Linked DNA regions of Mus musculus: all the other regions are linked to region 1. Evidence: chromatin loops called from intact Hi-C (ENCODE). Cell type or tissue: heart. All regions are shown on one strand. Region 1 has its middle 3.8 kb from the start of Igsf5. Region 2 overlaps Dscam (DS cell adhesion molecule). Region 3 overlaps Dscam (DS cell adhesion molecule).

Region 1 (2,500 bases):
TGCCTTGAAGATTATGGACTGAACCTCTGAACCTGTAAGCCAGCCCCAATTAAATGTTGTCCTTATAAGAGTTGCCTTGGTCATGGTGTCAGCTCACAGCAGTAAAGATCTTAACTAGGACATACGTGTACTACATGCCTGCAGCACCCACAGAGACCGGAAGATGGTGGCAGATCCCTTGGACTGGAATTGTGGGTGGTTGTAAACTCTCTTGAGAATTCCAGAAACCAAATCGTGTTACTCTACAAGAGCAGCAAGTGTTCCTAACCACTGAGCTGTCTCTCCAGCCCCCAGAAATAGAAATTGTATAATGGGTTCAATGTCACACAAAGGAGAAACTGAGAATCCTCTATAAACTCACCATCCCACATAAATAAGCTTTATGAATTTTTAATGAGAAGCTTTAATTATTTTTCTTATTAAAGATGTGATTCACGCTTACTACAGGAAATAAGAAAATACAGGAAAGCAAAAGGAAGAAGTTATTTTTATGTTTTGTTTTATATTTATTGTGTGTATCTGTCTCATAGGTCAGAGACAATTTGCAGAGGTCACTTCTCGGCTTCTACCAAGTGGGTCCTGGGGCTCTAACTCAAGTCCTTGAGTTTAGCAGAAGCCTTTTACCCACTGAGACTCATCACTGGCCCCAAAAGGAGGAAATTTATGAAATAGAATATGGCTGAGACCACCACACTATGGCAAACACTATGGATAACCCAGCATATATCTGTTTTAAAATGTAAAAGTGTAGCAACTTAGTAACCAGTTTCTAACTCTTTAATATATTATAATCCAGGGGCTGGAGAGATGGCTCAGCAGTTAGCACTGGCTGCTCTTCTAGAGGACCCAGGGACCCAGGTTCAATTGCTGGCAGCTCACAAACATTTAGTCCAAAAGGTATCTGATGCCACTCTCCCCTTTACTTTTATTTTGAGATAAATTCCAAGTTTCCCAGACTCCCTTAAACTCATCCTGTAGTCCTGGCCAGGCCCTGGACTTGGATTCAGCCTGCCTCAGCCAGCTGAGTAACTGGAATTACACATCAGCACCCAGCCAGGCCCTAAGGAGTCATTCTTAATGATTAAGCATATTCTGCCCTCTGGAGGCAGCATGAGGAATACGTTCCACCTTCTGGCCTTCCCCTCCACGCCCCACCCCCGCTCCTCCACGTGCTGACCTCACAGAGTTCTAATACTCGCCACGCCCAGCTTGCTTACGGCTTTTATTAGTGTAAGCAACGAACACTGTAAGAAGTGAATCAGAGAGGAAGGTACATGGAGTGACTTCTTCAGGGTCAATTCTGGGGAAAATGCAGTTGGCGCTATAAGGTTAAACGAAAGCTCAGTGGTCGGCAGGAGTCAGGGAAAGAGCTGAATCGGTAACGTGTGTGTGTGTGTGTGTGTGTGTGTGTGTGTGTGTGTGTGTGTGTGTGTGTGTGTGTGTGTGTGTGCGCGCGCGCGTTCGTGTGTTAAAATAGGGGCTTCCTGCTCCATGTGAGGGTGTGATTTGAATGCATGTCACAATACAAGTGTTTGTCCAAACACAGAGTGTCTCACAGCCAGAATGAGCCCTACAGTAAAACCCAGGTGAGTCTTATTTCTTGCCGGTTCTTCTTGAGGCAGCAGAGAAGGAAGCGACTTTGTCTTACAGAATATTTAGGGTTGCTGTAAATAATAAAACGTTTACTTATCTAATTTACTATGCTACTGTAGCTGACCTGCCTTCTGTGTTCTTCTGAGGCCAGAAACTTCAGTCTCTGGCACTTAGCACCTCATCCTAAAACAGCAGAAGATTAAGTAAAGGATTAATTGCTAGAGCCTTTTCCCTATTGTCCAGATGCCTCTTGCTTGTCAGGCTAGGGGGAAGTTTGGAACCTTAAACTGCTATTGAACCAGAAGAAGAGGATGCCACTTGCAGAAGGAAAAACTTTTACATAAGCAAATATGTATAATCTCACATAAAATCACATACAGGTTCACCCATGTGCATTTATACATTTCTATTCAGATCAGATGGGCTCAGCTTGCATGCATTCACACAATTACACACACACACACACATCCATACTTACATATGCATATGGAGAAAAAGACCAAACACTGATGCAGAAAGAACTCATTCTGGATGAAAAATGAGCTCCAATCTTTATTACATTGCAAAAGAAAAAGCTTCTACCCTTTTATTACTAAGTGAATTTAACCCAAGTTTGTAAGAAGAAAGTTTTGTTCTTTTAATAAGACTAAGTCTGCCTTGTTATCAACAAAAGACCTTTTCTGTCCCATGGTAAGGAGGAGCCTGCCTGCTCCTTCTGCTCTCTGCAGCTTCTTCTTTTTTCCTCTTTCCCTCTGCATTCTGCACGTTGCTCTCTTAGTTTTTTATGTTACCTATAGTTTCTAAGCTATTCCACTCTGCATCCTCCTTCTAATCTTGCTCTCTCCTCCTGCTCTGGTGCCAAAATAATGCTCTAACTCTCAATCCCTTTTCTGTGAAAGCTATGCCT
Region 2 (2,500 bases), 310 kb before region 1:
TAACTATCAACTTAAACTTTCCATGGGCAGATAACAAGGCATATCAGAAAAAGAGGGAATTTTGGAGAAAGGAAAATATAAAAAGAACGATTTGGATTTACAATGTTTTCACAAAGATTTTAAGGCACTGTCAAAATGAAGGAATCGTGCCTAATCCGTCTTTGTATCTATCTCCTGTTCCTGGCATAAAACTTAAAAACATGTAGAAGGCTATGGAAGTGGTTCAGCTGTGTTTTTGTGCAAGCGGGGGGGGGGGGTGAGATTTGGTCCCCAACACACACACACACACACACACACACACACACACACACAAATAATCCCAGCTCTGGAGAGGCAGAAATAGCCATATCTTTGAAACTTAGTGGGCATCCAGTCTGGCTGAGTACATGTGCTACTGTGTAGGGTTTCTATTGATATATACTGTGAGCAAAAGCAACTTGGGGAGGGAAAATGACTTCAACCTGTGCATCAGGCCTTATTTGTGCTGCCACTATCTCTGAGTTCATATGTGCATCGGACTTGTTGTGTCTGGAACACTGTTTTCTTAGAGTTGTCTACCCCTCTGGCTCTTACAGTCGTTCTTCTTCCTGTCCCACAAAGATCTCTGAGCCCTGAAGGAAGGAATTTGATAAAGACAGTCCACTTAGGGCAGAGGGCTCCAAAGTGGAGCACTCTCTGCACACTGTCCAGTTGTGAATCTCTGTGTTGATTATTATTTAGCTGGGTAATGTTCGACTTGCTTCTCTTGCAGAAGTCTCAGGTTCGAATCTTAGCATCCACATAGCAGCCCAAATACCCTGTGACTCAAGTTCCAGAGGATCTGCTGTCCTCTTCTGGCCTCCAAGGGCACCAAGTAGACAGGTGGTGCACAGGCATGCATGCATGCAAAACGCATCATCAGGATGTTTAACCTGAGGGAGGTTGAACATTGCAGTGACCTGTGGGTATAAAATATGTCATCAGGAGTGGTTTCATTGCTGTGTTGATTTTGCAGAAAAGTAGTTGGTTTTTCCAGGACCATGACATATCTAATCGCATGTTATCGGCCTCATTAACAGTATCAGGTGTGGGTTCCATCTCAATGAGTGGTTTGTTAATTCGGTGATATTTGTTCCACTATTACCTCAGTGGGCATACCTCGCAGGCAGATTGCTATTGTAGCTCACAGAGTATATAACCGGGTGAGAGTTATGATTCTTTTCTCCTCCAGGAGCATTCTTAGCAGCTTCCAGCACTGTGGATGCCGGAGTGTTCATTTTCTTTTTGAGACAGGAACATTTCTGCTATGTGTATTAATGGACAGCAGAGGGCAGCACAAGTTCTGGTCATTTTTCTTGTGCCTCAGTCTGGTGTTTTCATGCCCCCACCCCTTGAAATGATTTCATAGTTGAATGTAGAACATGGGAAGATAAATCAGGACATGGTGTGCCCTCTAATTTGATCTTCTTTTATGAGTCCCTTGGCGTAGCTCCTCGGCAATGTGTCCCCTGCCCCCCAAGTTCCCTAGCACAACTGTTCTTACTAAGACCTCCTTAAAAAGAGGTGTTTGTTCTCCAGTACACATAACACCTATTTAACAATAGGCAGCTATATCACTTTATCACTTTATTCTCCCAGTTCAGATCTGCGAAAGACAACATCACTAAAGACCTTGGATGTAGCCAGACATGTCGCATTAGCTGTAAATTAACCAGATTTGTTCTTCGGCTGTTTAAAAGCAGATCTAATAAAACATTCATCCACCTCAAAAAGTCCAGGAAATGCACTGAGACACCAGCTTTCCAACCAGAGAGAATGACAACACAGCCCCCAAGTTCATGTAATCAGAACCTCAGGATACCAGCTAGACGACAACAACAACAAACAAACAAACAACAATAACAATAACTCAACACTATTATGAACAATAAAAACCCAGAGAATTGTGATAACTTTTAAAAGTCTTATATTAGGGGCTAGAGTAGTGGCTCCCTGGTTAAGAGCACTTGCTTCTCCTGCAGAGGTCTCAGGTTCGACTCTTAGCACCCGAGTAACAGCCCACAAACACCTGTGACTCAAATTTCAGAGGATCTGATGTCTTCTTCTGGCCTCCAAGGGCACCAAGTAGGCAGGAGGTACTATTTCCTGAAGCTAAGTCCACATTTTTATATATAACCCTGACAACTATTTAAAGAATTATTGTATTAATTATTATATTAATTCCCTGAGAATTGTGCATAATGTATTTTGATCATATTTGCTCCCCAACCTAACTCCTTCCAGATCTATTCACTTCCTCCCTGCCCACTCAACTTCCTGACCTCTTTTTAAAAAATCCATTGAGTCCAATTTGTGCTCAGATACTCCTGGGTGTGGGCCCAGCCCCTAGAGTGTGATCTACCTACCAGGGACCACGCCTTTAACAAAAAATGTCTCTCCTTTTCCCAGCAGCTATTACCTATTGTCACTAGCTCCTCAGATGCAGATGGGACTTTGTGCTAGGATGTTGTCTGGTTTAAGT
Region 3 (2,500 bases), 460 kb before region 1:
TTAAATTGTAAATGGTCCCTTGTGAGCCATCTCTACAAATACTGAGGGAAAAATAGACAAAGCAGCTTTGGGGTATGCAAAATTCTTGTTTGTGGCTTTGGGGAGGAGCACACACGTCTTAAACTGCAGTCATAGAATCTCTCAGTGTTTACTATGAGCTCTCAATCTCATCATCCTCTCTTCCCAGAAGAGCACAAAGAAAGGGCTGTCACCTTGCTCATATTCGTTAGTGTCCCTTGGAAACTGTTTTCCTAGCGCAAGGCTTTTGGGGACAATGCTGACAAACAGTGCTTTCTCTCTCCTGAGCGTAAACAGTGAACTTGACAGAGGATTATCATGTGTAGGTACCACATCCTTTCCTGTTTTGTCTCCCTGCAGACGGAACTCCCAAAATCATTTCTGCCTTTAGCGAGAAAGTGGTGAGCCCGGCAGAGCCAGTGTCCCTCGTGTGCAATGTGAAGGGTACACCCTTGCCCACGGTCACCTGGACCCTGGACGATGACCCCATCCTCAAGGGCAGCGGTCACCGCATCAGCCAAATGATCACGTCCGAGGGGAACGTGGTCAGCTACCTGAATATCTCCAGCTCCCAGGTCCGGGATGGGGGTGTCTACCGCTGCACTGCCAACAACTCGGCTGGAGTCGTCCTGTACCAGGCTCGAATAAACGTAAGAGGTGCTTGTCAAATCAGCTCCTCGAACAAACACACACAAATCATTGTAGCGGGATGGGTGCTGCATGCTCTGGGCTGAGCCTTGCAATGCGCAAAGGAGGAGCTGTTCCTCCCTCTCCCTGCCCTCTCCTTCCTACTCAGGAATGGCGCTGATCGGTGGTGTTGAAAATGGCATTTTGGTCTCTGTAGTCAGCTTGTCTACTTTCTGTCCTCTTACATCTATCCACTGAAACTCTCCTTTCCTGGTTTATGCTCTGCATGCCCTTTCCTCTCTCCGTTTCTCCTTTCTCATGACATCCATGGTAAGCCTTCACATCCATGGTACCTAACTCAAGTTCATAGTGCACAGCCGCATAACCTGCATCTTCATCATCCACCAGACAGAGTCAATCAGTTACTCTTAGCCTTTTCACCAGAAGACCATAATGGTGCAGAGTAGACTAGTTACTTTTTGTTTTTTAATTAGTGACGCTGTCTTTTATCTTGTACTTCAAAGTATTTTCATAGACGTAGCTGGTAATGAGAGATTTTAACATTCATTGACTCATTTAAGAGTAGTAAGAAGAAAAATAAAACTTTTCCTTCATAGTAGAATATGCCAAATGCCAAGAAACTGAAACAAACAAACAAAAAAAGGTGTGCTTGCATAAAAATAATTTATTTTCACCAAAGGAAAGGTGTACCCATTTCTTTCCATGAGATGTACCCTTAAATTATTTTCAAGAGCTTTCTTGTGTCTCTCCAGGGCCTGCAAGCATCAGACCAATGAAAAACATCACTGCGATAGCGGGGCGTGACACGTACATCCACTGCCGCGTAATTGGCTATCCGTATTACTCCATCAAGTGGTACAAGAACGCTAACCTGCTTCCTTTCAACCACCGCCAGGTGGCGTTTGAGAACAATGGGACTCTGAAACTCTCTGATGTGCAGAAAGAAGTTGACGAGGGAGAGTACACGTGTAATGTGCTGGTACAGCCACAGCTCTCCACCAGCCAGAGTGTCCACGTGACAGTGAAAGGTAATCCTGCCGCCCCCCCCCCCCATTTTCCCCACACCGCTGCTTTCCAAGCCTGGCTTTTAAGATGGGACCGTCACAGAACCTGGGTAGAGTTGGGTAGTCATGAATACTGTGAGATGGAGAAGGTGCTAAGTGTTGTCTATAAAATCCTGGGTCCTCAGAGGACTTGAACTTGATAACATTTTCTCTGAAGGTTGGAGTGTTCAGAAGGTACATTGTTGGCTTGTCTATCTGCTTTTCTATCAGATTGTTTTAGAACGTTCATCTTTCTTCCTCTGAACACCCCATCAGTGAGCTCTTTAGATCCCAAGAGGAAAAGATTTTTGGTGGTAGACAAGGACTTCAGGTCCAAGTTCTCATCTTGAGTGGACAGAAGAGCTATGGCTAACAGCTCACCAGTCTTTCTGACTAAGTTAGCTGTTGCCTCATGTCATATGCAATCCTAGCTTCCAACTGCCAGGATAATCTCTGAGGTTTTGGCAATACAACCTCAAAGTCCTTTGTCCACAGCAAGCAATGAACTGTTGGGTCCACCAAGGACACATAGCAGATGCTTTGAACAGCCATTCTTTTTCCTCTCAAGTCAGTTTTCTCAGTGAAGAATAAAATGAAGGTTTTGCTTCAATGTAATATACTTTACATGCAATACAACATAAAGAAGGTTCTGACGTGTTTTAAAACAGCTTGCAGATGGTGTGAAGTACCCTCCAGGCTGAGCTGCCTCTCTAAGTTGTCAAGACTTCTCCCAGTGTGCTAGGAATTGTCTTCTAGCACCCCGGTAGCAAAGCTGTGTGCATTTCACATGG

Evidence for each region. Hi-C counts contacts between places; a loop is a spot of excess contacts. Peaks named below come from ENCODE experiments on the same cell type or tissue, not always from the same donor. Only the 100,000 strongest peaks of a DNase experiment are listed, where the experiment ranks them.
Region 2: it touches region 1 in a loop (10-fold over the local background); 36 of 42 quality-filtered maps call a loop at or near these places.
Region 3: a loop joins it to region 1, with 4 times the contacts of the local background. A loop is called at or near these places in 3 of 42 quality-filtered maps.

Annotation. Positions count from the first base shown.
Region 1 is chr16:96,356,744-96,359,243 of GRCm38, reverse strand. No RefSeq gene overlaps it. Among named protein-coding and RNA genes, the nearest start is that of Igsf5, 3.8 kb to the left of the region's middle. In heart, a CTCF peak has its summit at 1,093 (motif pointing left); a DNase peak (open chromatin) is centred at 1,143; H3K4me3 peaks cover 613 bases; H3K27ac peaks cover 408 bases.
Region 2 is chr16:96,670,604-96,673,103 of GRCm38, reverse strand. All of the region lies in intron 20 of Dscam (DS cell adhesion molecule), which reads left to right. Among named protein-coding and RNA genes, the nearest start is that of Gm32509, 47 kb to the left of the region's middle. In heart, CTCF peaks have their summits at 1,099 and 1,302 (motif pointing right); no DNase peak of the experiment used is centred here.
Region 3 is chr16:96,818,918-96,821,417 of GRCm38, reverse strand. Dscam (DS cell adhesion molecule) reads left to right here. Exons shown (of 33, transcript NM_031174.4): 7 at 379-675; 8 at 1,419-1,694. Among named protein-coding and RNA genes, the nearest start is that of Gm32432, 62 kb to the left of the region's middle. In heart, a CTCF peak has its summit at 1,550 (motif pointing right); no DNase peak of the experiment used is centred here; H3K27me3 peaks cover 668 bases.